2 separate regions of the Mus musculus genome follow, and region 1 is linked to region 2. Evidence: chromatin loops called from intact Hi-C (ENCODE). Cell type or tissue: heart. All regions are shown on one strand. Links, peaks and the distances in the headings refer to the core of each region. The heading gives the core; the rest is flanking DNA. Region 1 holds the start of Slc9a1 (solute carrier family 9 (sodium/hydrogen exchanger), member 1). Region 2 overlaps Slc9a1 (solute carrier family 9 (sodium/hydrogen exchanger), member 1).

Region 1 (14,784 bases), core at 4,096-12,095, 51 kb before region 2:
ACACACACACTAGACATTTGCTCTCAAGGCTGAACAAATAAAAATGGGAAACTCTTTTGAGAAAATAAAAGCTATTCATATGAGCACTCAGGAGACTGAGACTGGAGGATTGCCATAAAGTGTTACCTGTCTGGACTATATAGTGAGCTCTAGGCCAGTTTGACTTATGGAGTAAGACCCTCTCTCAAAAAAAATTTTTTTTAATGAATATTTACAATATATTAGGACTTCTTTGGCAACATTTTACTTTTGGGGACCTGGGGGCGGGGCTTGACCCAGCAATGACTTGCATTTAAGAGGAAACCCCCCCCCCCAAACAGCTCTGTTGACCAGGCTGGCCTGAACTCAGACAGAGATCTCCATGCCTCTGTCTCCTTAATGCTAGGCATGCCCAACTACACATGGCTGCTGCTGCTTCTTTTCCTCCTCCTCCTCCTCCTCCTCCTCCTCCTCCTTCTTCTTCTTCTCCTTCTTCTTTTTTAAGATAAACATTTTCATAATGAAAGAAATTTAAAACTGAACATTTTCGTTGTCCACTTAAAAATGTGGCACAAGCCGGGCAGTGGTGGCTCACACCTTTAATCCCAGCACTGGGGAGGCAGAGGCAGGCGGATTTCTGAGTTGGAGGCCAGCCTGGTCTACAAAGTGAGTTCCAGGACAGCCAGGGCTACACAGAGAAACCCTGTCTCGAAAAACAAACAAACAAAAAAGTGGCACAAGAGCCTGGGGTGTTGGCTCAGTGTAAAAGTTTTTAGGGACTGGAGAGATGGCCCAGCTGGTAAGAGCACTGACTGCTCTTCTCAAGGTCCCGAGTTCAAATCCCAGCAACCACATTTTGGCTCACAACCATCTGTAATGAAATCTCATGTCTTCTTCTGGTGCGTCTGAAGACAGCTATAGTGTACTTAGATATAATAATAAATAAATCTTTTTTTAAAAAAAGAGTGAACACAGGTTTAAATATTAACTTTTTAAAAAAAAGTAGTTTTTTTTCTCCTGTAGTAATTGTTGTTTCTGAGGCTTACTGTCTCAGTCTGTTAACTAAGGCCTAGCGCTGGAAACTTCCAGCCTCCTTACAATCTTATCTAGGCCTAGAATGTTTTCAGCCTGAGACTTACTGCTGAATAAGCTCACCATTTTTGTCCTTTCTGAGCTCTAGCTGGCTTGTTCAACTCAGCTGTTCTGGCTGGAACTCCTCTCCAAACTGGCTGATCCAATCTGGCTTCTCTCTCTTGGCCTCATACTAACTTTTGGCAATCTGTTCTAATCTTCTGGTTCCTTCTCTCTCTCTCTCTCTCTCTTTTTTTCAGTTTTTTAGTTTTCGAAACAAGGTTTCTCTGTGTTGCCCTGGCTATCCTGGAACTCACTTTGTAGACCAGGCTGGCCTCGAACTCAGAAATCTGCCTGCCTCTGCCTCCCAAGTGCTGGGATTGATGGTATGTGCCACCACTGCCAGGCTTCTGGTTCCTTCTCATTCTTTGGCTCGTTCTGTCTTCACCTGTTGTCTAGCTTGTGCTCTCTGCAGCCTGCCTTTGTACAACTGTCCTGGTAAAATTGTTTCCTCTCCTTGCTCTGCAGTGCCCCTCAGGTAGCTTCCCTTTTCTCTCTCCTGAGGTGAGATAGGTGGGTCCTATTTTGTCAAATCTTTCTCTGATTCCTTACTTTGTCTGTCACTCAATTAGACAACACTTTCAAACAAGGATGCTTCCTTCTATAAACTAACTGTACCTTCATTGTTTGGGATTAAAGGTGTGTGCTAAGGGCTGAGCCACACCACAACTAGAAACAGGGTTTTTCAGTAAATAGCACAATTTCAGGGTTCACAGTGTGATCAAATATCCTGCAACAGTTCAGTGGATAACATGTTTGCTGTGACCTTCATTCAGGTTTCAGCATCCGTGTAAAAGCCAGGCATGTAAAAGCCAGGCACGGTATTGTGTATATCTGTAACCCCAATTTTGTGTGTGTGTGTGTGTGTGTGTGTGTGTGTGTGTGTGTGTATGTGTGTAAGAAAATTATATCAGCCAGGCAATGGTGGCACATGCATTTAATCCCAGCATCAGGGAGGCAGAGGCAGGTATATCTCTGAGTTCAAGGCCAGCCTGGTCTCCAGAGCAATTTCCAGGACAGCCAGGACTACAGGGAGAAGCCCTGTCTTAAAAAAGGAAAAAAAAAATATGTGTATATGTGTGTGTTTGTGTGTAGGTGTGTGCATTAGAGTGTGAGAGCAGGTACCCTTGGAGTCTGAAAAAACACACTGAATCTCTTAGAGCTAGATCTACAGACAGTTGTGAGTGACCAGGCACGGGGCTGGGAATCAAACCGGGGTCCTATGCAAGAGCAGCATTGACTCTTAACCACATAGCCAGTCCTCCAGCCCTCCTTGTTCCCTCTTGATCTATTTGTAATATAGTGTCTTACTATATGTTAACTAGGCTGGCTTCGAACCCATGAAAAGCCTCCTGCCTCAGCCTCCTTTTAGTTTTTGCAAGCATCCTACAAGGCTGACAATATGACATCATCCATTTGAGAGATACATGCATCTATACTAACGCACTGAGAGTCAGAAGCAAACATGAGTTACCCGTGATGCACAGCGGTCGAGTGGATCCTTTGTCAGCACCATACATTGTTATCTAAGGCAATGCCCCAGCTAGCAATTCCATAGGACTCACAGCATTTGTAGGGAGAGGATTCAGTGTGTGCTTTAGGTAGCAGATGTGTCCTGTGCAGGAAGAAATAGCGCACAGTGCACACAGGAAAGGCCTATAGACACTTCTTCTGAGTCAAGAGCAATGCTATGATAACAAGTGAGGATTTTGTTTGTTTGTTTTTTGTTTTTTCGAGACAGGGTTTCTCTGTGTAACCCAGGCTGTCCTGGAACTCACTCTGTAGACCAGGCTAGCCTCGAACTCAGAAATCTGCCTGCCTCTGCCTCCCAAGTGCTGACAAGTGAGGATTTTTAAAAAAACAAATACAGCAGTTTATATAATTGTGGTGCTAGGACTGAACCAAGAGTCTTGTGCAAGCTAGGTAAACTGTCCTATTGGACATTTTAACAGAATCTTTTTTTCTTTTGTCTTTTCTTTTCTTTCTTTCTTCTTTCTTTTTTTCTTTTTTTTTTTAAATTCTTTTTTTTTTTTTTTTTTTTTTTTTGGCTTTTCGAGACAGGGTTTCTCTGTATGTATAGCCCTGGCTGTACTGGAACTCACTTTGTAGACCAGGCTGGCCTCGAACTCAGAAATCCGCCTGCCTCTGCCTCCCAAGTGCTGGGATTAAAGGCGTGCGCCACCACGCCCGGCTTCTTTCTTTCTTTCTTTCTTTCTTTCTTTCTTTCTTTCTTTCTTTCTTTCTGTCTGTCTGTCTGTCTGTCTGTCTTTCTTTCTTTCTTTCTTTCTTTCTTTCTTTCTTTCTTTCTTTCTTTCTTTCTTTCTTTCTGAGACAGGGTTTCTCTGTGTAGCCTAGACCAGGCTAGCCTTGAACTCAGAACTCAGAGACCTACCTGTCTCTGTCTCCCAAGTGCTGGGATTAAAGGTATGAGCCGCCATCACCCAGCTAAATGGATGGTCTTTAACAAGATAAAGCTTATTTAGAAGTATTAGATTCAAAGCACGAGGCTGCAGTGATGGAACCAATCTGTGCAGGGCTCTTCTTTCTAGCCTATCCATCATCTCTGTGACTTTGTGGGCCAATTCAAAGGGTCCTTGAATCAAGGCTTCACCTGTAATATGAACACTCAGAAGGTTGAGGCAGGAGGACCATAAGTTTGATATTAACTTGGGCTACCTTAGAGAAGTCCTAGCTCAAAAAAAAAAAAAAAAAAATCAAAGTCAAACACAGTGGTGCATACATGTGAGCCTAGCATTCGTGTCTCTCTCTCTCTCTCTCTCTCTCTCTCTCTCTCTCTCTCTCTCTGTGTGTGTGTGTGTGTGTGTGAAATTGCAATTTCAAGGTCATTTCAGTTATTTAGTTTGAAAGCCAGTATTTGAGAGGAAGGCAGGAGGCCTGAAGAGATGGCTCAGTTGGTTAAGAACACTGGTTTCTCTTCCAGAGGTCCTGAGTTCAATTCCCAACAACCACATGGTGGCTCACAACCATCTGTAATGGGATCTGATGCCCTCTTCTGGTGTGTCTGAAGACAGCCACAGTGTAGTCATATACATAAAATAAATAAATCTTTAAAAGAAGAGAGATAGAGGAAGGCAGGAGTATAAATTTACAAGTGATTATGACACGGTATCAAAACAAACCCAAACAGACATGAAAGTCTAAGTTTAAGACTTCAAGATACCCGCAAGAAAGGTTGACAATGACAAATTCAGGTGGTGCCTGCTGGGCGCTGCTCTAAAGCTTTATTTATGTACATTCCCTAATATTCTGACTACAGCACCACAAGGTTGGCCCTGTTGCTTTATGGTGGAAGAACTTGGAACAGAGACTGATTACTCCAGGTCTCACGCCTGTGGTGGTGCTGGGACAGGGTCTAGACAGTGGCCATCTGTGTTAGGCAGCCCTGAAGCCTCCTGGGACTGTGCCCTAGCTACAAGCTAGGATTATTTCCTGATACTGTTAAGTTTTTATAACCTTCTCCATGTCCTGTAGGACCTCCACCAGGGGTGGTATTTCCTGGTTCTTCTCCGATCTGTTCTCTCTGGAGCTGGCACCAAAGACTTACTGAGGGCTGGAGGGGGTGGGGTGGGGGTGGGGAACACCAGTGACTGCCAGTGGCCTCAAGGCTTGGGAGTAAAGTGCCTACACTAGCCCTGCCCTTCCTCTCCCTTTAGTAATCCGTACTGAGTCTGCAGTGTAGATTAAAGCCTGGCTTTAAATGTTAGCACTGCTTCCCCACAGCTATGTGATCTTAGGCAAACAGCTTCAAGAATCCAAACCTTGGTGCTTTATCTGTCAAGTGAGAATGGGAATAATCACTACTGCATCCTGATTCTCTGTTATACGGCATAGCAGTTGGTTTTCAGTTCTCAGTGACTCCACAAGGCATTGTTGATTCTGATCCTCTGGGGTTTTAGTTATTGAGAACGGAACACAGTGCATTTTATATGCTAGGCAAGCACTCCAGTGCTGAGCTATGTTCCCACCACCTTATTTTATTATCATTATTATTAATATTATAGATTTATGTATTTATTTTATGTATATGAGTACACTGTCGCTGTCTTTAGACTCACCAGAAGAGGGCATCAGATCCCATTACAGATGGTTGTGAGCCATCCATGTGGTTGCTGGGAATTGAACTCAGGACCTCTGGAAGAGCAGTCAGTGCTCTTAACCTCTGAGCCCAGTCCTGCATTATCTTTTATATCATTTTATTTTGAGGCAAGCTCTCCAAAGTTGATCATGCTAGCTTTGAGCTCACTCTGTAGACCTTGCAGGGTTTGAACTTTCCATCCTCTTGACTCAGTCTCCTGAGAAGTCTCATCTCAATGCCAGATGGCAAGCCTGGCTTGTTCTGATCTGTGACCTAGAAGTCATTCCCTTTTCTCACCTCCATTGGAGCTACTGTTTGTCTTTCATCTGTTCTCAGTATTGTCTTAAAGTGTTGGGGATCGAACCCGGGGTGTTGCTCATGCTAGGACAGCTGCTCCATGATAGTCTCCGAATCCCATAACACACCCCTCATGTGTGTATGGGTATGGTATATGCATAGTGTGTTGTGTTGTGTGCAAGTGCATCAGCCTTGTACAGGCAGACGCCAAACTAGGAATCATGTTTCCTGTGACCTTTCCTTAGTCTCTCAAGATGGAGTCTCTCACTGAACCTGGAGCCAGGCTGGTGGGCAGCAAGCCCTAGCAATCTTTTTTGTCTCCATTCTCCAAGGTACGAGGGTTAAAGGTATGTGGGCATACTTGGCTTTCTTGTTCTTTTCTTTTAACTCTGAGAGCTGGGGATTTATTTGAATGATGGTCCTTAGCCACTAAAGCATCTTTCCAGGTCTGTTTCTGAATCTTCTCTTTCTTTCTTTCTTTCTTTCTTTCTTTCTTTCTTTCTTTCTTTCTTTTCTTTTCTTTTCTTCTTTCTTTCTTTCTTTCTTTCTTTCTTTCTTTCTTTCTTTCTTTCTTTCTTTCTTTCTTTCTTTCTTTTTCTTTTTTTTTTTTTCCGGTCACCTCCCAGTGTCTGAATCTATTCCTGGAAAAACGTGGCAAGGTTCAGAAAAGTCAGAAATGTTTTACACTTGGTTGTCATATCACACTCTTGTTACTTGAAAACACCTTTTTCCAGATGGAAAGTACACAAACTCTGAAGGCATGGTGAACTCCCACAACATAACTGCCTCTGAGTAACTGGGTATGGACCACCCAGTGAAGGAACAGGACACTCCCAGAGCTGGGAAGCTCACCTTGAGCTCTGGAGCTGACCCTAATCACCATTCACAGTCCCACTCCACGCCTCATGCCTATGTCCCTAGCTCAGCAGAAATCCTTGTCAAGAAAGTTCTGAAGAGATTTGTCAAACGAAAACAAACCCCTCTAACAGCCCCTTGAACAAATCACCTTGGATTTCTCGGCTTTAATTAACCTTTCCATGAAACAGGATGGCATTTGAAATGATTTAAAAACTTCTCAGTCTGGGCTCAGCGGTGGTGTGCTTACCTAGCACGCACAGGGTTCTGTGTTCAGATCCTACTTCTGAGGGGGGGGGGAAGAGTTCTCATGATTGCACCATGTAGACACAATGTCTCGACCTTTCTGAACTCTAATCAATATCATTCATTCAAATTCCAGTTCCGGCTGTGTGTGGTGGTGCATACCAGTAATCCCACTTGAGAGGGAGAGGCAGGAGGATTGCCAAAAATTAGAAGCCAGCTGGGCTACATTGTAAGAATGTAGCCTTTCGCACAAAACAGAACATGCCCCTTCTGGAAGCTGTTTTCTGTCTGCAGATAATAAAAATCCTTCTTTTCTCTTTAAACCAGACAGACAGACAGACAGATAGACAGACAGACAAAAACAATACCCAGCCTCTTACTTTTTGGTTGTTTCACTACTGTTATGAGTTGAAACACGCCCTTTCAAAAGAAGCTGAAGTCCTACCCCTGCCCACCCCTCAGTGCCCGAGAATGTGGCTTTATTTAGATGAGGGGTTTTGTTGTTGTTGTTGTTGTTTTAAATCTCTTTGAGACAGGGTCTCCCTACTGACCTCAGCCTGGTCTAGAACTCACTTTGTTACACAAGCTGACGTTGAGTTAAAAATTCCTCTTTCTTTAGTTTCCCAAATGCTGGAATTACAGTTTCCCACCGTTCGTGGCTCAGATTGGGTTTTTGAAGTTGATCAAGGTAAGGTACGCCATTAGGGCCAATTCCTAATTCAATTTGCTTGGAGTCCTTTTAAAGGGGGAAATTTGGACCTAAAGACGGATACAGGGAGGCTGGGGTTATGCCGCCACAGTCAAGGGAAGCCAATACATTGCCATCAAAGCACCTGTGGCTGGGATGCAGGAACGGATTTCAGCTCACACGGTCCTCAGCACAGGTCAATGCTTGGGAACATACAGAGTGCAGATTTCTAGCCCATTTCATTCATTCATTTAACTTTATTTTGTGACACTGGGCATAGGAACCAATGGTAGACAAGCACTCTACCTCTGAACCACGATCCCATCCCTTTCATTCTAAACATTTCTCATAGATCACCTCATTTAACCATCTTGTTATCCTTTTGTTATAGCTATCCATCTCCACCTTACAGTTGAGAAAGCTGTGAAACAGAGAGGCTAAATAACTTGTTCAAAGTCACATGCTAACAAGAAAACACTTTGTAGATAGTACAGTATGTCACTCGTGTTAGATTGTACTTTTTTTTTTTTTTTTTTTTTTCCAATTTAGGTCTCGGCTTCCTCTTCTTACGTGACACTTCCTTCCCTGGGCGACAGGGGCCGCTGCACCGCGCGGGCGCTGACAGGTCTCTCTAGCTTGCTGCGCCTGCTACTCGTTGGTGCCTATAAATGGCTGCGCTGTGCTCAGCGAGGCATCAGTCCGCTACCGCGGGACCCGGGGCTGTGTCAGGTCTGGAAGTGGAGCTGGAGCTGACCGAAGGAGCTGCCGCTGGGCCGGGGTGGAACACAGCTCTGCACCGGGGTCTTAAGGAGGGGTGTGTTGCTGCTGGCTCACTGCGAGCCGCCTCCAGCCTGCGCCGAGGCACCTTCCCGCCAGGCCGTCTGCCTCTGTCTTCCGCCTCCCTCCATTTCCCCGGAATCTCAGCCCGGCGCGGCTGGACCCTGGCTCTCCTGTGGGTGGGAAAGCCCCAGCCTTTTTCCTGCTATACTCCTTTATCCCAGGCTGGCCTTCCAGCCTTCTCTCGCCTTTCCCTGCGGAGTGGGTCTCACCCTTTTCCGTCTTTAGCCCAGGCTCCTTACCCCTCCCCTTTAGCCGAGTTCCAGCACCCTGGTGATTTTCCTTAGCCAAAGGTCCTATCCTTCTTCCTCCTTTCCCTTGCCCGTGGTCCAGCCTATCCGGCCCTTCCCCTCTCTTCAGGACGCAGTTTCCCCGATTTCCTTCTCTCAGCCTGAAGTTCTAGATCCTTTCGGTTTCCTCCTTAGTCCCTCCAAGGTACTTAACCCCTTTTTGCAGTTTGGACTTTGAGATTGTGAATCTCTAGAAAACGAAAATACTTCTCTAAAACATGAACTTTTCCTAGAGATTGCCCCAGTCTCACCCCATCTGCAGGACTCCTTGCTACCTATGTCCCAGGTCTTACACGCACTTCGCTAAGGGCTGAGGCCTCCTAGGCTGGGGGATCAGTATGATGCTTCGGTGGTCCGGCGTCTGGGGATTTCATCCACCTCGGATCTTCCCCTCCTTGCTGGTGGTGGTTGCCTTGGTGGGACTGCTACCTGTTCTCAGGAGCCACGGCCTCCAGCACAGCCCTACTGCCAGCACCATCAGAGGTTCTGAACCACCCCGGGAACGCTCAATTGGGGATGTCACCACGGCACCATCAGAGCCTCTCCATCGCCCAGATGACCACAATTTGACCAACTTAATCATTGAACATGGCGGTAAGCCATCTCGGAAGGCCTTCCCAGTCCTGGACATTGACTACCCTCACGTGCGCACACCCTTTGAGATCTCCCTCTGGATTCTCCTGGCCTGCCTCATGAAGATAGGTAAGTGCATGATGGTGCTGTTGCTGCCACCACCAGATAGGTGAGCTTCTTGCCCCACTTGTTACCAGGTTCTGCTTCTCAGGCTCTGAATGAACCACTTCTGCAACGCGGGCGGGCAGCCTCTCCCTCCTTTTTGTTGGTCCTTAAACTCCAGCTCTGGCCTGTGAGCTGGCATTATGTAGCAGGAGGGAGGGTCAGGAGCGTGCACGAGATGGGATGCTTCTGATATTGGTTTCAGAAAAGCTGCCAAGGCTTGGCTGGTCTCCTACAGCTGGGATGGGACCTAGAGAGGAGGCAGGTGCTTAGCTATGTGTAAGACAGGAATATCCTTTAGCAAGTGGCCCTTTCTGTCCTGTCAACAGGAATCAGTACGGATTTATTACATTCTTTGTGAAAGGGTGTTTTAGGACTTGGCCTGTCTAAGGATTTTGCGTAGAGTAAGGAACTAGGTACAAGGCACTTAGGTGTGTGGTAGAACACAGGGATCCCCAGAGACTTATTTACCTTCATCCCCAGAGTGATACCTCTCAGCTTTGCCTGCCAAGGCCAGTCAGAAGCCCCTGAGTCAGGTCCCAGTCCAGAAATGCCAACCGTTATCCAGTTCATAGGAATGGCTACAGCCAGCCATTTGGGGATGGCAAGAAAGTAGAGGAGGTTGAGGTTTGGTTCAGGTTTGTACCCAACTGACTAGAGACGGGGACCACCCATTGAAGGCAAAGAGATAGAGAAGAGCTGGGTCTAAAGAGATTTTAAAATATTCTTTTTGGAAGAATGACATGAAAATGCTGTTCCTTCTCCAAGGGTTGGGGTTCCTGCCCAGCCTGAGCACCCTGTTCTGCTGGGTGATTGGTGGGGTTCTCCCGAGGCTGCATAGCCCAGAAGTTCCTGGAGATGGTATCTAGGGGGCTTTTCAAGCTACCTTAAGTTTTCCAGCCCACTTTCAGCGAACTGAAAGTGGGAGCCACCGGGTCTCTCTCTGCTTCCCTCTTTGCTTGAGATTTGGGTTTTGAGGAGTTAGAGACTCTGGGCAGGAAGTCTCGCAGCTTCTTTTCCCAAGGACACCAAACTGGTGTGAGGCTGGCCCTGTGGCATGCTGCAGGAACTAACCAGTACCTCTGTTTTGATAGATCCAGGAGCTGGCTTCCTGGTATGGGGCTTTGGTGCTGAGGTGGTTACAGTGGCCGAGTTAGGGCATGGAGCTGGGCCATCAGCACCTACACCCTGATGGCAGCCAGCTTCCTGGGGGGGAAAAAAAAATCAAGGTCTGAGCAAGGGGAACCGTGGATACAGATTCAAACCTAAATGCATGACCTTGAACAGCTGAGTGTCTTCCTGAAGGTCTTTCTTGTGAAATAAGCATCGGAATTGCTATTTGACTATATCGATTGACTCATGACACCGTGTGTCTGTATTTGTTGTAAGACCCTGAAGTGACCATAATATGTCATTTGTCTGTAGGAGGCGAGGGAGAGACTGGAGAGACTTCATAAGTGCTGCCTGTAAATTAACACCTCCCTCAGCCCCGTGGTGTCCCAGTCCTGGGAGCTGGCACACACACTGCAGACCTGTGTCTGCTGTTAGTCAGTACACTAGCATGACCAGAAAGACCCCACTCTGGGAAGTCCCAACTTTGTTCCTGCAGACCTGATAGCTCTTGTCCTAATGTGTGCTGGCTGGCCCTGACCTGCTTTGTCAACAGACCCTGGGCCACTGGATACCATAGACGGTGCCGGCAAGGATATCAGTCAGGAAACTGAGTTCTCCTCCCCCCCTCCCCCCATGACCTTGACCAATCATGTCTCCTTAGCCTGCTGATCTTCAGGATCCTTTCCAGGTCTGACATTTCTGTTGTTGCTCCGATTCTGGAAACCCCGGTTAAGCTTTTGAAACTCGGACCTCAGTTTTCCTTCTGTAAAATGGGGAGGCTGAATCTGATCCCCCATGCAATCCCAAAGGCCTGTGTGTCTGGCTTGGAAAGGCGTTTTTTCTGCTTCTGAAAATGGGGGCCTTGGCACCTGGCCGTTCTGGGGCTAAAGAGTAGAGGGAATGGGGACGAAGGACCTCAAAGCGCTGTGCAGATGGCAGCCATGAAACTCCACTCTCCACCTGCGCCTTTGAGTTAAGGTTAGATGTGAGGTCGCTGTGTAGAATGCACCACCCACCCACCGGTTCACATTCTCTGAGCCTCTTTATCAGAAAATGAGAAGTGCAGGCTGGTGTGTAGTTCAGAGGTAGAGGACATTCGCAAAGTACAAGGTTCAAAAGTGTGTGAGTGCTAGCAGTGTGATGCATACAGTGCATAAAGTTGGCTTGCTGCACATGAGAGAGCAGGGTGAGGAGCCGCCACCTACGGCAGAATCCTACCTCCTATATTCTCTGAGATTGGAGCGCTACGCTATTCACTATTCCTTAGCCCTGGTCCACCGTCTGTCTTTCCTTAAGGTTTCAGATCTGTTTATCTGACTTATTCTGTCTGTCTGTCTGTCTGTGTGTGTCAGGGTTTCTCTGTGTGGCCTATCCTATCTTTTCTCTTGAGCTGCCTCCTTTTGGTGGTTGTCGGAAGATTCGGGGTGGTGCCTTGATAACAGGCTGGAGGGCTGGGGCAGTGAACTCTGCACTGTCTGCTGTCCAAGAGCTAGAGACTTTATTTCAGGGTCTTGGCTGTTTTCTCATTGTCCCAGAGAGGGTAGGGGTTTGGTGGAGCCCCCATCCCTTCTGCTGTGGCAGCTCCTTGCCACGCACGGTACTCCTCAGCTAAGAACAGAGAGTGCAGTGTGCAGTCTTCTTTCCCATCCTAGTTGTGTGCCAAAATCCAAAGGAGGATCTTGTGGAGATTGACATGGGAGAGACAAAGCAAGAGTTAATGCTCTAGAGTAATTGATGCCTCTGGACTGGGGAGGTGACCTCAGGCAAATCACCTCCCTTCTCCAGACACTGTTTCTCTCTTTTAGTCGAGGATTCTTTCCTCTTCTTGGTGGGAGGAGAATTAGTAGTTTAAGAGGGACTTAAATTATTGAGAGAACCAGAGCTGGGCATGTAGCTTAGTTGGTAGAGTGCTTGCCCACCATGCATGAGGCCCTGGGTTTGATTCCATATACCACATAAAAAAAGGACGGTTGATGTCAGTAAGCTTAGGACTTGGGAGGTAGAGGCAGGAAGATCAGAAGCTCAAGGCTGGCCACCCTCAGTTACAGAGTGAGTTTGAGGCCAGCCTGAGATACACGAGGCCCTGTCTCAAATAAGTAAATAATAAATAAATGTATGAATAAATGAATAATTGAGAGTTGTCCTGAACCCTTTGGGGTTGGGCCATTCTCTGCCTCCTTCCTGTACTGTGGTTTGGCTCTCGCATGAATTCTGCTTTGTCCCAGTTCACCTGACTCTCAGGCAGTGCATGTTCTCACTCAGGGAGAGCGCCTGTAACCAGCTCACCACTGGCAGCACCCCTGGTGTTTGCCCATATTCCTGACCTGGAATGCCTGGCAAGGCCCAGAAGCCTCCTATAAAGCAGGTATTCATCTTGTCTCCTGATTAGGGACAAAAAAGGCTTCTTTTGTCCCTTTAGATCTTATGACATTTCAGTTTTGGTCTTTGGTATATGCTGCTATTTCCTCCCTAGAACAAGTTTAGTTTATAGAGGGATAGATAGATAGTTTTTTATTGTTGTTGTTGGCTTTTTGTTTGTTTGTTTGTTTTTATTTTTATTTTTATTTTTTTGAGATAGGGTTTCTCTGTGTAGCTCTGGCTGTCCTGGAACTCGCTTTATAAACTGGGCTGGCCTTGAACTCAGAGATCCACTTGCTTCTGCCTCCCAAAGGTGTGGACCACCACAGCCCAGAGAGATACAGGATATTGTTTCTGCCCACTTCATGTAAGCAGTCATGACCCTGCCTGGTGGTCTGTTAAAGCAGGACCCAAACCTACCTTTTCTACTTCTCAAAAGGAAAGAAACAGCTTAAAGGTCACCTTGAAGCTGTCTCTATCCCAGATGCCACTCCAAAAAGAAAAGGATACCTTTTCCTCCCGGGAAAACCAGCTGCCTGACTGTGGGATGCTCTCAGGGACGTCAGCCAGCACGTGGGAAGGCCTGCGGTAGGGGCTTCCAGTTGTGCAGGGGCCTTGGAGGCCTGGGCTGCTCATATGGCCTGGACTTGATTCAGCTCCTCACCTGAGGTTCACCTTTCCTCTCAGCCCCAGGCAGCCTAGTCCGGCACATGCAGCCCAGCTCTAAGGAAAGCCCTGGTGGACACCTTGGTCTCTGTCCTTGACGCTCCCTTTGGTACATTTCTCTGGACTTGCCTTGCCTTGTTAGTGAAGTGAGGATACTATCTCCATCTTCTGAGTCTGAGGTAGAGATTGATGGGTGTGTGTGTGTGTGTGTGTGTGTGTGTGTGTGTGTGTGTGTGTGTGTGTTTGTGTGTGCGCGCGCGCGAGCGTGCGTGTGCATGCGTGTGTGCATGTGCCTGGCTCACTGGTGGCTTTTAGAGTTCATTAGCTTTCCCCCACTCTGTTACTCATCTAGGTTACTATACCAGAAATATCATATATAATCACTGCATGAGGAGAAACGTTTATTTTGGTTCACAGTTTTGGGGGCTCTGGGCCATGATTACATGGCCTGTTGTTTGCCTAGCGATGAGGTGACACCTGATGGCAGAAGTATGTAGTGAGGTACTGTCCTCCCTTCAAGGATATGCCATTAGACATAAAGACCTATTAGGCTTCTCAAATTCCCACAACTTCCCGATAGTGCCATTGGACCGTTGGGGACTATTCTAGATCTAGGGTTCTTTTCTTAGCACACTTCAGCCTGCTGCTCTCTCCTCTCCTGACCCTTCTCCCCATACTGTTTGTCCACAGCCTGGGCATTCTGTCTAGCCTGCCCTATGCCATCGCTTCTGTTATTGGGGTGTATGTTCTAATAATAATTACCATTTATCCAGTATCTACAGCGCAGTGTCAGGGACTTTATAAAAGTAATCTTTTAATCCCCACCAAAGTCTTGTGAGATAAAGGCTCCCTCTGTACCGTAGATGAGGAAACGGCTCAGGGGTTCTCTTCGGTGCGATGGTGAATTGCCCTTTATCTTCTGTTGGCGGCTTGGCATAGTCTCCTGGGGGAGGGGGTGCAGCTGCATCGCCTACCTCTCTCATTGCCCTGCTTGGAGTGGTGCCCAGCCCCCCCCTGCTTCTGCAGTCCACTAGGACTCCATCCGAGGGGCGTGCCTACCTGAGAGAGAGCTATAGGTGTTTTGGGCCTGGCTTTGGGCCTGTCCTTAAGAGTCTCTGAGCCTGTGTGAAAGCACACAGATCCTGTGGTAGCCTGAGCCTGTTCCTTGTTCTCAGGTAGTTTCCTACCTGGCACCTCTCTTAGCAGTCTGACAGACCTCCCTTCTCTCCTTTAAGAGCAAGACAATTGAAAGGGGATTTTCTTTAGCCAGAGGGGGGTGGCTAGCTTTGTGACTGTGACCTCCTGCCCTTGAGGAAGAATGTACCAGCCTGCTCTTGGTTGTCCTCAGGGCCCTGTGGCATCCTCTGAGAGGCATTTTCGGTGATGGGAGCAGGTGGCAGAGTTTTCTTTAGCTCTGGAAGCAGAAGTAGTAGTTCTTAGTAGTGCTGTGGTTTGTTTCCAGATCACTTGCATATACAATACTTAACTTTATT
Region 2 (14,784 bases), core at 3,203-11,202:
GAACTCGAGGCAGGAACCTGGAGGTAGGAGCTGAAGCCGAAATCCTGGAGGAGTGTTGCTTATTAGCTTGCTCAGGACCACCTGGCCAGAGCTGGGTTCTCCCTCATCAAGAACATGCCCCATGGCATTGGCCACAGGCAGTCTGAAGGAGTAGGTCTTCTCCCTGGGTGATTCTAGCTTGTGGAAAGATGACCCCTGCAAAACAAACCAAGCAGGACGATGGCACTCTTGAAGTGGAGGCATCAGGAGGTTCTTAGCTGAAGAGCTCACGTGACTGCTGGGGTCACATGACCCCCACAGGCCTACACCACATTGCTTTTCTTTTTCAATTATCATGTCACTGACGATAGCTCCAAGCGAGAAAAGAGGACCCAGCCTCAGTACCGTTCCTGTGACTCATGGCATAGCCTGTGGTCACTCATGAGCATCCCCAAGCTGGACTGAGGTTAGCCGATGGCGGAACACACTGCTGCTGAGGTCCAGCCTGGGTCCCAGAAAGCTGTGATCCACTGGTGCCTAGCCAGTGCCTAGCAGCCACCCTTTCTGCAGCCCATAGTGGGCCTTTGTCCAAGATAGGGTTTCTCTGTGTCGCCCTCCCGGCTGTCCTGGCTGTCCTGGAATTCACTCTGTAGACCAGGCTGCCCTCACAGAGATCTGCTTGCCTCTGCCTCCTGAGTGCTGGGATTAAAGGCATGCACCACCACTGCCCGGCCTTTCCTTCTTTCTTTCTGTTTTTATTTTTGTTTGTTTGGTTTTCTGTGTGTGTGTGTGTGTGTGTGTGTGTGTGTGTGTGTGTGTGTAGCCCTGACTCTCCTGGAACTAGCTCTGTAGGCCAAGCCAGCTTCAAACTCAGAGATTTGCCTACCTCTTGCTAGGATTAAAGGTGTGTGCTACGATTGCCTGGCAAATTGGGCCTTTTCTAGAGCTTAGTTCAGGTGTGAATGCCCCAGACAGTGAGGCTGCACCTGAGCTGCCTGGCATCAGCTCTGTCCTCTCACTCTTTCCTGCCTGTTGCCCCTTCTTTCCAGGCCTGGAACATCTCCCCTCCCCCAAAGCTGGTTTCTGGCAGAGCTCTCTAGGGCTAGACTTGATTAGACTGAGAGCAGCCGTGCCAGTCAGTCCCTCAGAAACTGAAGGAATAGGTTTTGGGCCTGCCTGAGCCTCCCTCTACCAAGGGCATAGGTTCTTGACCTGCATCCCAGTAGAGATTGTGCCCACCATGTGCAGGCTGTGGCCCATTCCAGGGCCTCCAGCTCCACAGCATGTGAGCCTGGCTGCCCATTGTAACCAGGCAGCTTGTTTAAATGGAGATTTCTCGGTCCTACTTGGTGGATCCCAGGTCACATATGACCTGGCCCCAGTTACTTTCAGAGATTGACTGGTCCTGTCCTGGTTTACTGTCTAAACTTGTGCTGAAGGAGAGTACCACAGGGAGTCCCAATCATGCTGAGTGCTTTACTTAGTTCTTATGACAGCCCTGTGATGTGAGCACCCCAATTGTCCCCCACCTTGTGGAAAACTGAAGCACGGGAAAATGAGGCCATGTGTGCAAAGGATTGTAGCTTTAAGAGTGTATGTTGATTACCAGCAGGGGGTGCTGCAGGCCCCCAGTGTGCTCCTCTAGCACGTGCCGCTCCGTAAGCCCCAGGCTAGGTTCTACACACTTAGCACTTAGCTGCCTTGAGGTCTGAATCCATGGTTGTGAATTGTGGAAGGACAGTGTCAGGGAGCCATGGGGCCAGGGCCCTGCCCTCCTGCCTACCAGCCTGTGTGCTCTCCCCAGGTCCTCTATCACCTCTTTGAGGAATTTGCCAGCTATGACTCTGTGGGCATCTCGGACATCTTCCTCGGCTTCCTGAGCTTCTTCGTGGTGGCCCTCGGTGGGGTGTTTGTGGGCGTGGTCTACGGGGTAATCGCAGCTTTCACCTCCCGATTTACCTCTCACATCCGGGTCATCGAGCCGCTCTTCGTCTTCCTCTACAGCTACATGGCTTACCTGTCAGCTGAGCTCTTCCACCTGTCCGGAATCATGGCGTGAGTCGGAGTGGCAGGTGACGGGCTTGGTGGGGTAGTTACTTACCATGGAGTCTCCGGATCTCTGTGGTCACGAAGGAGCGCCCCAGCACCTGAGGCTCCAGGCTTGCATGGTAGACGCTGACGTGGCCCAGGTCATTAGAGGCCTTCCATAAGAAGCCACTTCCATTGGACTCCTGGGATTCAGGAATCTGAACATTATGGGCAGAATCTACTACTACCCTAGGAAACTGAGCTGGAAGTCTTAGGTCTCAGTCCTACTTCCTCCCATTTTCTTAAAGATGGAAGCCGACAAGGCTCCCCAGAAGGGCTCACCAGGCATCTTCCACGCCTGAATCTCAGAGGCCCCTGAGAAGAGTCAGTGAGGCACAAGGAAAGTAGAAGTGTGCAGGCCAACCTAGACCGGGGACTCTGGGAAGCGGGGAAGGAGCCAGCACAGCTCCCTAGAGGAACCCTGTGTGTTGGGAACTTTATACTGGGAAGGGGTGAACCCAAAAGACCACAGAGTGTGGCCCTGGCTGTCGGGGCAGACGCAGTGTGCACAGTGGAGGTGACTTAATTCTTCTAAAACTCCCGTGTCTCGTCTGAATTTGCTGGCCCTGTGTACTTGGTGTGAGGATCAAGGGAAAACCATGGGCGTTTGGCCCTCACAGTTGTCCAGTGAGCTAGTGCTTGCTCAGCCTGGACTGTCAGCCTGTAACCTTGCACCCCGTTCTTCTTCACCCCAAGCCTCATCGCCTCAGGAGTAGTGATGCGCCCCTATGTGGAGGCCAACATCTCCCACAAATCCCACACCACCATCAAGTACTTCCTGAAGATGTGGAGCAGCGTCAGTGAGACCCTCATCTTCATCTTCCTCGGCGTCTCCACTGTGGCCGGCTCCCACCAGTGGAACTGGACCTTCGTCATCAGCACCCTGCTCTTCTGCCTCATCGCCCGGGTGCTGGGTAAGGGCCAGGCCCAGGCCAGGGAGGGGAGAGAGAGAGAGAGAGGGAGAGAGAGAGAGAGAGAGAGAGAGAGAGAGAGAGAGAGAGAGAGAGAGAGAGAGAAACAGTATACACGTGACTGTAGGGAGAGGAGCTGGGCTATGGAGTAGCTATGTGTAATATAGTGTGGGGCTAGGTTGTGGGTTTGTAAGTGTGTTGATGTTTCTAAGAGCTGCACTGTGTCTGTGTGTAGTACTGTTTGTGTCTACGTAGTAATGTGTCTAAGAGCTGGGCTGTATTGTATGGTATCATATCATATGTAGAGAGGATAGGCTGAGTGCCCACTACGGTGTATTGAGGGGCTGGCCTGTGGGGTCTCTATAGTACAGTGTGTGGAGGAACTAAGTGCGGGTGTCTAGTACAGTGTGTCGGGGTGTCTGTAGTATAGCATATGGAGGGGCTGGTGAGATATGTAGAGTGCAGTATGTCCCTGTCCCTGTCCCTTCTGAATGGCTCTGGGTGCTCCCATTGCTTCTCTGCAACGCTGACACCATTTGAGAGCATTAGGGAGAAGCCGCATGCCTGCCTCCTGCTCACGTGGAGGCTCCGCAGACACTGTCGCAGAAAGTTATGGTGAAGGGCCTCTAGACTCTCCAAAAGCCTGGTGGCTCTCAGGTCCTCAACCCAGCCTGGAACCCTGAGCCAAGTGTTCTGTTGTCATGGCGCACGTGTCCAAAGCTACCAGGCTAGTGTCACCCATGGAATCGGGTCTGTGGGCTCTGCCCTTGTGCTAGATTCTCCTGGCCTCCATGGCCAGGCCGCTGCTGCATTCTCTATCTTACTCCCTTTTCCGCACACGTGCACTTAGGAGCCAGAGGTCCACCGTATGTTCCCCCATCCACAGTTTTTAAGGTTTGTTTGTTTGTTTGTTTAGGGTTGTTAGTTGTTTGTGACGGGATCTTACTATACAGATCAGGCTGGCCTAGAACTCTTGGTGATTCTTTTGCCTCAGCCTCCCAAGTGCTGGGATCTCAGCTGTGAACTGCCCAGATCCAGGGCAAGCACTCTCTGCATCCCTCCTCACAGCCTACACTTCGAAACAGTGGTTCACTATGAACAATTCCCAGTCTCTAGAAAAGTAGAGACAATAGGGTAATTATTTCCCACCTGTTTTAATAAGTTCAAACTCAGTACCAGGATTGTTTCCTCCAGTCCCTTGACCTGTACCCCGTGAAGGCCTCTGGGATATTCAGAACAAATGCAGGTTGAGGAACCCTTTAAAGACCTACCAAGGTTTTGGATGAGTGAGCTGGAGTTCCTGGGCTGCGGGACCCAGGAACCGAGTGAGCTGGTTGGACGGTTGGACGTAGTGGGAGGAGCTTCCTGGACCGCCTGACCTCTCCTCCGCCTGCTCCCTGGCAGGTGTCCTGGTCCTGACCTGGTTCATCAACAAGTTCCGCATTGTCAAGCTGACCCCCAAGGACCAGTTCATCATTGCCTATGGGGGCCTGCGAGGGGCCATCGCCTTCTCGCTGGGCTACCTCCTGGACAAGAAGCACTTCCCCATGTGTGACCTGTTCCTCACCGCCATCATCACCGTCATCTTTTTCACCGTCTTTGTGCAGGTGCTGGGCCTGGGGTGGGCAGACCCCTGCCTGGGGGCCCCGACTTTTGTGGTAGAAAAAAAAAAGGCTGTGGGCATGCTGTCACTAGCTTGCCGCATGACTTTGGGCAAGCCGTCCCCCTTTGAGGCCTCAGTTCTCAGCTGTGACAATGAGAAGTCAATCAGTATATGAAGTGACGAATGTTGCCCAACTTGAGTAAGAGCCACTGGAGTGACGTGGGTAGCAGCCGGCAGGCCCAAGATCTACTGCCCCATCATGGTAGGGCTGAGTGGCATCATGGTTTAGCATCTGCAGCAGTTCAGCATAGGCGGCCGGACAGTCTCCTGAGTCAGGAAGGCCTGGACTCAGCCTAACGTTCTACTAGCTGTTTCCTGGGAAGGCGTGCCTGTCTGCAGTGAGGAGTCGGGGCTAGCTGGTTACAGCCCCTACAGCCTGCTGGCCCATGACTTCTGGGCTTTAAATGACCCAGGCTTAGCAGGCTTCCGCCCTGTCTCTAGCTGTCCACGAGGGAGGCCTGTGTGTGATAGTGCATACTGCTGACCCTCGGCTGACTGGCCCAGAGCAGGTGAGAGGCTGTTGGGCCTCTGTTTCTCTCCCATCCTCTACCTCCCACCCTGGGCACAAGCACTCATGGTGTGAGGTGCGACACACCTCTGCCTTCTCATGAGAAAAGACATGGGGAGACCTCTTGGAAGGGGGTGCAGTTCCTGTCCTTTTGCAGGAGAGAGCTCCTCCATGCCCTCCTGCGCTATCCTCAGAAACCCTGCTTCCCCTCAGCTTTGCTGTGGGTGTTCCATGGGTGACAGTACCATCACGGTGACCCAGCCAGCCTGACTCGGGGTCTGCTGCTTCTGTGGGGCCATAGGGAATCACTCAGCCCCGCTGCCACTCAGTTTCCACAGCTGTAAAATGGGAGCATCTCTCAGGGATAGTGCAGATACTGAGGCACAGATACTAGTCAATCGTGGAGAGTCTGACGGAGGCAGGGCAGAGGGGCTCCGTCTACAGGGCCTGACCCCAGCAGTGAGGCTGGGAGCATCTCTCAGGGATAGTGCAGATACTGAGGCACAGATACTAGTCAATCGTGGAGAGTCTGACGGAGGCAGGGCAGAGGGGCTCCGTCTACAGGGCCTGACCCCAGCAGTGAGGCTTGGTCCACTGGCTGACCTATCAGGAAGAAGTGGCCTTTAAAGGCCTGCCTTGCTTTGCATGCTGAGGTAGGGAGACTGAGAACCTCAAAGGGGAGACCCTCCTTGCCTGGGGGTGGGGGGCCTTCGAGGAGAAGGGTGGTTCCTCCACCTCTCTGTCAGGAGAGCAGAACCAGATTGTCTGACACCCACCTGCCCTCCAGGGCATGACCATTCGGCCCCTGGTCGACCTGTTGGCCGTGAAGAAAAAGCAAGAAACAAAGCGCTCCATCAACGAGGAGATCCACACACAGGTACCGGGGGCTGGGCTGGGCCTTGGGTTGCAGAGGTTTGTGGAGCCGAGGCAGAGCTGGGCCTTAAGCCCGCCTTCCCTTATCTCAGTGCCAGGTTGTCTTGGCCCCTTGGGCCCCCTTCCAGGCTCTAGCTGAAGGGACAGTGTGGTGTGAGCGCTTGGGAGCCCAGGAGGCTCTGTCATTAGGTTCAAGTGGGTTCTGAGAAGGGGACTCACCAGAGTGTGGCCTGGGCTTCAGGAGGAGTAACGGGAAGGCGCCACCTCCTGGCTCTTCCTGGAACTGTAGGGGGCAGGCTAAGCGGAGCCATAGTTGGGGAAAAGGTGGGTGGAGTGGGGAAGGAGGCCAGCAGTAAGGCTTGACCTGGCCCTGGGCCCATTTCAGTTCCTGGACCACCTTCTGACAGGCATCGAGGACATCTGTGGTCATTATGGCCACCATCACTGGAAGGACAAGTAGGTGAAGGTCTGGTGGGCAGGAGGGTGGGAAGGACATTTAAGGGTCCTTGGGGAACGTCCTCGTGCCTAGGAACTAGCCCCCTCCGTCTCCCTCGTCCCACAGGCTCAACCGTTTTAATAAGAAGTATGTGAAGAAGTGCCTGATAGCAGGAGAGCGCTCCAAAGAGCCCCAGCTCATTGCCTTCTACCACAAGATGGAGATGAAGCAGGCCATTGAGCTGGTGGAGAGCGGAGGCATGGGCAAGATCCCATCTGCTGTCTCCACTGTCTCTATGCAGTGAGTACCACTGGCAGATCTGGGCAGCATCTCTACCCCATGCTAGCTCCCTCAGCCTAGCCTGAGATGGACTCCAGGGCTACGCTGTTGCCTAGCTGGTCAAGTTGGGCTTGAGGTCCTTGCGGCCATTCTAAGGACTTGGGACATTGGCAACCCACCCCTGGGCTTTTGACCCCAGCATGGCCTTGTGCTGTCAAAGAGAGACCTAACCTGTGTTCTGTTGTCCCAGGAACATCCACCCCAAGGCTGTGACTTCAGACCGCATCTTGCCAGCACTGTCCAAGGACAAGGAGGAAGAGATCCGCAAAATCTTGAGGAGCAATCTGCAGAAAACCCGGCAACGGGTGAGGTCCCGTCTCAGCCTGGCCCTCCTTAGCTTCTCTCCTGTGTGCACCCTCGGCACCTCCTCCGCCCTTCTCCTGCCTCCCACACCGCCAGAGCCTCTCTGGCTCTGGCCTCCCAGCCTGGATTCTGAGCCCTCTCCTGCTCTGATGGCTGTTCCCCCCTCAGCTGCGGTCCTATAACAGACACACGCTGGTGGCCGACCCCTACGAGGAAGCCTGGAACCAGATGCTGCTCCGGAGGCAGAAGGCCCGGCAGCTGGAGCAGAAGGTGCGTTGCCGGGCTCTGTCCAGCTCCTCTTCGGGCACGCACCGAGCTACTTTAGAAACAGACAGGGAGGTTTGTTAACGGGGTAAGAGTTTGGGCTTTATCCTAGAGGAGTGACTGTCGGGGAAAGAGAAAGGAGTGAGCGTGAGGGACACAGGAAGGGACACTAGTAAGACGTGGTGACTGGGTTACCAGTTTGAAGTGGGGCCACTGGGGAGGTAGAGGTCCAGCGTGGCCAAGAAGGAGCACCGTGTGCTGAAAAGCAAGGCGCTGAGCTCAGTCTCGGTGCGCTGGGTTTGCGACACCCAGGGTGCACAGGACTTAGGTATGCTGCCTGGGTTGGTTTTTGTTTTTATTGTTATTGTTCTATTTTTGTTTTAATCTGAAACCTTGGGGATCAGGTGTGGGGTGGAGGCAAAGCTAGAGAAGAATCGATGTGTCTGAGATTCTCAGAAAGCTAGCACGGCTTTCTGGGAGCCTGGGACAAGGCCCTGGAAGGCCCTGAAGCGCCGGTGTGGGTGGCCAGCACACTCTCAGTGAGAGCCTGCTGCCTGCGTGTCTGGCAGAGGACTTCTGCCAGCCCACCGTCCACTCAACCTGTCCTCTCTCTCTGTCAGATCACCAACTACCTGACAGTACCGGCCCACAAGCTGGACTCGCCCACCCTGTCTCGGGCCCGCATAGGCTCAGGTAAAGAGCTAAAGAAGGGCCCTCAGGCGGGACAGGCCTCAGAGAGGCAACGGGAAGTTAGTTTTTCCCCAGGAGCTTCATTTGTATCTAGAGGGCTGGGTGTGTTAACAGAGAGGGCAGCATAGCCTACCTGTCAAACCCGGGCACAAAGGGACTGCCTGGGTTCAGGATGGGGACTGTGATGGAGCTGTGACACAGAGCACCATGGCAGGGATGGAGAGGCAGTGGGAGTCCTTGTCCAGGGGGAAGAGCATCTGGTAACAGAGCGGTCACTCAGGAAACTGTGGATCCCAGAGACATGATTGCCTTCATTGGAAGGTCTGAGGGACACTAGCACAGGCTGAGGGCTGTTGAGGTGTGGCCATCCCATCAGGGCTCAGGGACAGAACCTGTCTATGCTCTCAATCCACAGACCCACTGGCCTATGAACCCAAGGCAGACCTGCCTGTCATCACCATTGACCCGGCCTCCCCACAGTCCCCTGAGTCTGTGGACCTGGTGAACGAGGAGTTGAAGGGCAAGGTCCTAGGGCTAAACCGGGGTCCCAGGGTGACTCCGGAGGAGGAGGAGGAAGATGAGGACGGCATCATCATGATTCGGAGCAAGGAGCCCTCATCCCCAGGCACCGACGACGTCTTCACCCCTGGATCAAGTGACAGCCCCAGCTCCCAGAGAATACAACGCTGCCTCAGTGACCCAGGCCCCCACCCTGAGCCTGGGGAGGGAGAGCCTTTCATCCCCAAAGGACAGTAGAGCCAGGCTAGTGGGTGTCCCACAGACTCTCCCACGAGAGTGGGGGCTGGGCGCTCCTCTTGTCTCCTGACCTGGATTGGCTCTGCCCCCTTCCTCCGCATGGCAGCTGGGCCCACAGCCCCCACTGCAGCACGGCTTGCCCCTGCCTCCTGGGAAGGGTCCTCTCCTACAGAACTGCCTTCCCAATCCATCCATTTGGCGGACGGCTGGGCTGCTGAGGCAGGCCCCGCCCCATCTCTAGATCCAGGCTCTCCCATAGTGGAACCAGGGCTCCTCAAGGCCCTCCTTCCCTCCAGCCCCTCCTCATCCAGACCAACTCTCCATCCTTGATCATCATTTCTAACCAAAGAGCCACTGGCTCCACTGTGGTCCCAGCAGGAAAGGAGGGAGCTGAGCCTTCCGTGGCCGTGACTGGGCCCCTGTATCAGAGGACAGCAGGCCTGTGGCTGGGAAACAGACCCGTGACCCATAGCAGAGCTGCCCACGGCAGCGCCACGGTTCTCCCGCTAGCCTCGGTGCTCTGGCCACCACCCGAGCTGTCCTTACTCAGAGCTGCGGGCTGAGGGCGTCTCTGAGCTTCTCTGCTGGGCGCTGGGGCACATTCGACAGTGACATGATTGGGGTGATGAGGACCACTGGGCCTTAGTGGGGCTTACACGGGAGGGACTGTCCGAGGCGCTGGAAAGTGTCCTCTACTTACACTTGGCTTATTTGCACCTCACTGTAAGTATGATTCTGTTTGCACAGAGGCACTCTTGTTTTCAGACCCTTTGAGTCCCCCATGCCAGTCAGAGCTCTGCCCTTTCCCCCTCGTCCTTCCTCGTGTCTAACACCGTCCCTTAAATGGAACCTCTGCTGCTGGGGGCCCTTGCCCACAGCACCGATTCTGATGTGGCCCAACCTGTCATGACTCAAGCTCACCAGCAGGGGGCCTCCTGGTACCTCCTTTGCTCTTGGGCCTGCTTTTACTTCTGTTGGCCAGTTCTACCACCACCCCTTATCTGGACCACTCTCTTTCCTGCATTCTGTAGAGTAGAAAGTACTGGACCCCCTAGAGGCCTTTGCTCACAGGCACACACTCCCTACCGCCACCATGGCTGGGGCCAAGCCCATGGGTATCTGCCCAACCCCTGGGCACTCCCTCCCCAGGATCGTGCAATAATAGTCAGAGGGTCCCTCCCAGGGGATGGGGCCATGGGTGCATGGCCCAGCTGTCTCCTCTCCATGCAAGTGCTGTTTTGGGCAGGAGTTGCCAGGCAGGGTGACATCGACAACCATGTACAAAGCCACCGCAGCTGCTGCCGCTCTGCCGCCTGTACAAAGGAAACTGAACCTTTTTCATATTCTAATAAATCAATGTGAGTTTTTGATAAGAGTCCAGGGCTGCTTCCTGGGCCTGGGGGACTTCAGGAAGGAGGGCGTCAGAGGAACTCAACTCAAAGACTGAAACAGAAACATTGTTACCACCAGCTGCTGTGTGGTCCAGTGTGCAGATGCTGGAGTTACACTGTGATATGTCTCTCCATGTGCTGGGGCCGCAGCTTGGTGCTAAAAAGCCTCGGTGGTCACACAGTCGGAAAACCCCTAGTTTGTGAATGGTGAGCATAGTAGGCAGGTGCTGTCAGGAAGACTCCTGACTATGGCATGCCCAACTGCCACCTGCAGAGGCCAGTCGGAGAAGGGATCAGATACATCCAAATATAACAGTCCTAACACGTGCAGGCCTGAGAAAGCCCACTATGGGACATCCCTCCTTTGGAATTCCTCCATTTTCCTTAATTAGGTCGATGTTTAATGAGCCAGCGTGTCTGACTCAGTAACGTAGGAGGGAAGGACAAACCTTGTAGTTTATGGTTGGGGGTCTAAGGGCAGTACAAAGTCTCTAAGCTGTGTCCTCACCTGGGAATTAGAGACTTCCCTGTTGGAAGAAGGGGTCCCTGTATAAAGAAGAGATGGGAACTGAGGTGCAATTCCAGTACCAGACCACCAGAGGGCAGTGAAGTCTCAGTACTGTCTAAGAGGCTCTGCCCAGCCTGGGACCTGGACTCAGAGCTGACTTGTCTTAGGATATCTGAATTGGGCCATGGCAAAAGAATTATAGGCGAGAACCACACTGTGCATTCCTGTATTGATGTCCCAGCAGGAAACAGCTGGAACACTCAAAGGGTATGGGCAATGTTGGATGAGGACCAGTGACCCCTACTCCTCAGCAAGAGCACAGGGCTTCTGCCCAGTCCCCCTCGGAGGCAGAAGTAGGAGGGTTCTTTGGGGCCAACCTGGGGGTTCCATGGGCGCTCTATCTCAAAGATAGCAATAATAAAAAGCTTTAGAGCTGAAAGGGTGAAGGCTGTGCCTCTGGAAGGTGTTGTCCCACCATGGCTGTGGCCACAGATAATGGCACTGCTCCCTGTGGGTTAGAATTTTCATTCAGATTTTCCTGACTGGGATGGCTCAGTGGTTAACCACTGCACACACATGCACATAACTGCATACAGGCATTTACATATACATACAATAAAATAATTCTTGCCTGATTCCAACCCGTCTTTCTGCCTGTCCCCGTTGAATAGGAGGGCTTAGTTTCCTTCTGATAACCCAACCAGATTGTCCTGTAGCCGATGCCCTTGACCCTCTTCCTGCCTTTTGGGGAAACCACATACAGAATCCAGCATGACCACAAATCGAGGGACTAAAAGCAGAGCTCAGGGCCTAACACTTGCAACAGCAGGCGCTTCACCTGCGGAGCCCTCTCCTTTTAAAGCCTCCTGACTAGTTAGTGTGCGTGCTTGGGTTCAGAGGCCCAGCATTCAGTGAGAGCTGACCTAGGGGGGTGCTGCTGTAGGCTCAGTGCCGGGGAGGCAGAGATGACGGCAGGAGCCCGCCCGGGGCCTTGCTAGGCAGCCATTTCAGCCGAGTCAGCAAGCTCTGCTCAGCAAGAGTCCCTCTCCCAGAAAGTGGACATGGGGGAGCGAGATGCGGTGGGGCTCACCCTTAACCCCAGCACTTGGGAGGCAGAGGCAGGAGGACCTGAGTGTAAGGCCAGCCTGGTCTACACAGTGAGTTCTAGGACAGCCAGAGTGAGACCCTAATAGTGAAGAATGGTGAGAATCTAACTAATAACGAAAAGCAGAATACTGGTGACGGCTTAGTGGTAAGGGCATTTGTCACCAAGCCTGATGGCTTGAGTTTGATCCATGGGGCTCACATGGTGGAAGAAGAAATTTGATTTTCTTTCTTTTTATTTATTCACTTTACATTCTGCTCACTGTCCCCCACCCCCACCCCCAATTCCACAACCCTATCCCTGTCCTCCCTCTCCTTCTCCTCTTTAGCAGGTGGGGGCCCCCTGGGCATACCCCCACCCTGGCACATCTCTGTGAGGCTAGGTTCATCCTCTCCCACTGAGGCCAGACCAGGCAGCCCAGCTAGAACATATCTACCTACCTACGTACAGGCAACAGCTTTTGGGATTGCCCGCACTTCAGTTGTTCAGGACCCACATGAAGACCAAACTGCACATCTGCTACATATGAGCAGGGAGGCCTAGGTCCAGCCTGTGTGTGTATGTGTGTGCTCTTTGGTAGTTCAGTCTCTGAGAGCCCCAGGGGTCCAGGTTAGTTGACTGTGTTGGTCTTCCTGTGGAATTTCAGTCCCCTTGGGGGACCTAATCCTTCTACCGATTCTTCCAAAGGAGTCCCTGAGCTCCATCCACTGTTTGGCTGTGGTCTCTGCATCCATCTGAGTCAGCTGCTGGGGTGGGGGTGGGGGGGGCTCTCAAAGGACAGCCGTGCTAGGCTCCTGTCTACAAGTATAACAGAGGATCATTAATAGTGTCAGGGATTGGTGCTTGCCCATGGGATGGGTCTCAAGTTGGGCCAGTGACTGGTTGGCCGTTCCCTCAGTCTCCGCTCCATCCCCCCTCCCTGCAGTTCTTGTAAATTGTGGGTTGAAAGTTTTGTGGGTGGGTTGGTGTCCCTATCGCTCCACTGGGGTTCCTGCCTGGCTACAGGAAGTGGCCTCTTCAGGTTCCATGTCCCCAGTGCTGTGAGTCACAGCTAAGGTCACCCCCATTGAGAACTGATTTCCTAACAAGTAGTCCTCTGTTGTGTTCCAGAGCCCAGCATCCACACGAAGAGCTGGCCCAGAAGTGTGCTACTGTAATCTCGCTGAAGGGAGGTCAAGACAGGAAGATCAGGAAATGTGTCCTGTGGCATGCATGTGCACGCACACACAAGGATGTACTAACTATAATTTTAAAAATCTGAATAAATATCAATATGAAGATAAGCTTTAAGGGACTGCAGAGATGGCTCCGCAGTTAAGACCACTGGCTGCTCTTCAAGAGGACCAGGGTTCAATTCCCAGAGCCCACATAGCAGCTCACAACTGTCTGTAACTCCAGGTCCAGGGGTTCCATCAGACATAGATGCAGGCAAAACACCAATGAACATCAAATAAAGATAAATCTTTTTTTTTTTTAATTAAAAAAGAAGCATAAAATTTGAAGGTGATAAAAAGGTGATAAGGAAACCACCCAGTGTGAGCCTCTGGCCTCCTTGCACACACCCATATTTAATACGGACACACAGACACACAGAAAGTTTTTTAAAAGGTAGGGAGATTAGCCTGAATATCGTCTGAAATACCTTTGTAATTAATATAATCACCAAGTTGTTTTGTTTTGTTTTAAGAATTATTTTTTGGGCTGGTGAGAGGGCTCAGTGGCTAAGAGCACTGACTGTTCTTCCGGAGGTCATAAGTTTAAAAGCCGGCAACCACATGGTGGCTCACAACCGTCCATAATCAGAAACAAATAAAGAACCTATGGGCCAGAGCAAGACCTCTGAAGTCAGTGCTCATAGCCACTGCGCCATCTCTCCAGCCCCCATCACCAAGGGTTCTGCACGCTGGGCAGGAGGATGTTATAGATATGGCTCAATTAAGTGTTCTTCCTTTTCTTGCAGAAGACCAGAGAGGTTGGTTCACAGCACCCATACCGGTACCCCCAACCCCAGGGATGTTGACACTGTTTTCTAGCCTCAGGCACCTAAGTACATGTGCATATACATAATGCTGCCCCCTCACACACACACACACACACACACACACACTCAGGTGTGAGCCGGAGAGAATCGCTGCAGCAGTGAGTGTGGCCCCAGGAGAATTTGAAGCAGCTGCTCGTGCAGTTTCCTGTGCTTTCTGGGCTTGTCCAGACCTGACGTCGCAGTTGCTGTTTAATCCTAGAGTGCCAGCATGTGTGTCCGGTTTTATGAGAAGGTCAGATACTCTCTGGTCAGTTCTGGTTGCTGAGGTCTCGTGGTGTCCCACAGTCAGGCATTTGGCCCCCATCGTGTCCAGTGTGAGCCAAGTCACTGCCATGGTTTAATACAGCACCCGGAGGGTCTGTAGTACCACGAATCTAGTATTGGAGCTTGTCCACCCAGCATCTCTCTGTGCCATGGCCTCGTCTCACTCCTGCTCGCGTGTCTGGGCAGCATCCTCCGCTGCCAGCACCTGCTTGGGGCCTCTCTTCCCCAAGACTCCTCAAGTCACATTGTTATAGAGTTCATAGAAATGGCTTCAGGGGCACAGGTGGATGTGGTGTGTACTGAACCCCAAATCTCAAGTCCCATGAAGTCTCACCCTTTGCCTTTTTCTTTAACGAAGGTCATGTAACACATTTGGCCACCTGCCTCTCCTCTCAGAGGCAAGATCTTGACAGGCCCTGGACCACTGGGTCCCCCAGAAGCCTCACTGACATGACCGCCCCCGAATTTTTTGGTGAGACTTGCTCTCCTTCTTTTATTGATTTTTTTTTTACTAGTTATACTGTGTTTTTATTTACGTTGCATGCATGGGTGTGTGTGCGTGTGGAGGTCAGAGGACAACTTGCGGGAGTCAGTTCTCTCCTTCCACCGTGTAGGTCCTAAGGATCAAACTCAGTCAGCCATCCCTCTGGCCCACTCCCTTTTGC

The links. A loop is a pair of places that touch in the nucleus more often than their neighbours do. Peaks named below come from ENCODE experiments on the same cell type or tissue, not always from the same donor. Only the 100,000 strongest peaks of a DNase experiment are listed, where the experiment ranks them.
Region 1: a loop joins it to region 2, with 4 times the contacts of the local background. A loop is called at or near these places in 10 of 42 quality-filtered maps.

Annotation. Positions count from the first base shown.
Region 1 is chr4:133,361,787-133,376,570 of GRCm38, forward strand. Slc9a1 (solute carrier family 9 (sodium/hydrogen exchanger), member 1) reads left to right here and starts at 7,949. Exons shown (of 12, transcript NM_016981.3): 1 at 7,949-9,121. The coding sequence starts at 8,758. Mir5122 (microRNA 5122) reads left to right here and starts at 7,990; the gene lies at 7,990-8,078. In heart, for the core only: a CTCF peak has its summit at 5,179 (motif pointing right); DNase peaks (open chromatin) are centred at 7,975, 9,065 and 10,035; H3K4me3 peaks cover 4,358 bases; H3K27ac peaks cover 4,177 bases.
Region 2 is chr4:133,413,518-133,428,301 of GRCm38, forward strand. It overlaps Slc9a1 (solute carrier family 9 (sodium/hydrogen exchanger), member 1), which reads left to right. Exons shown (of 12, transcript NM_016981.3): 3 at 1,784-2,034; 4 at 2,764-2,981; 5 at 4,383-4,585; 6 at 5,937-6,026; 7 at 6,408-6,478; 8 at 6,585-6,758; 9 at 6,988-7,102; 10 at 7,269-7,370; 11 at 7,985-8,057; 12 at 8,470-10,185. The coding sequence ends at 8,810. Among named protein-coding and RNA genes, the nearest start is that of 1700091J24Rik, 14 kb to the right of the region's middle. In heart, for the core only: CTCF peaks have their summits at 6,298 (motif pointing left), 9,734 (motif pointing right), 9,936 and 10,794 (motif pointing right); DNase peaks (open chromatin) are centred at 6,314, 9,244, 9,814, 10,794 and 1 weaker place; H3K27ac peaks cover 386 bases.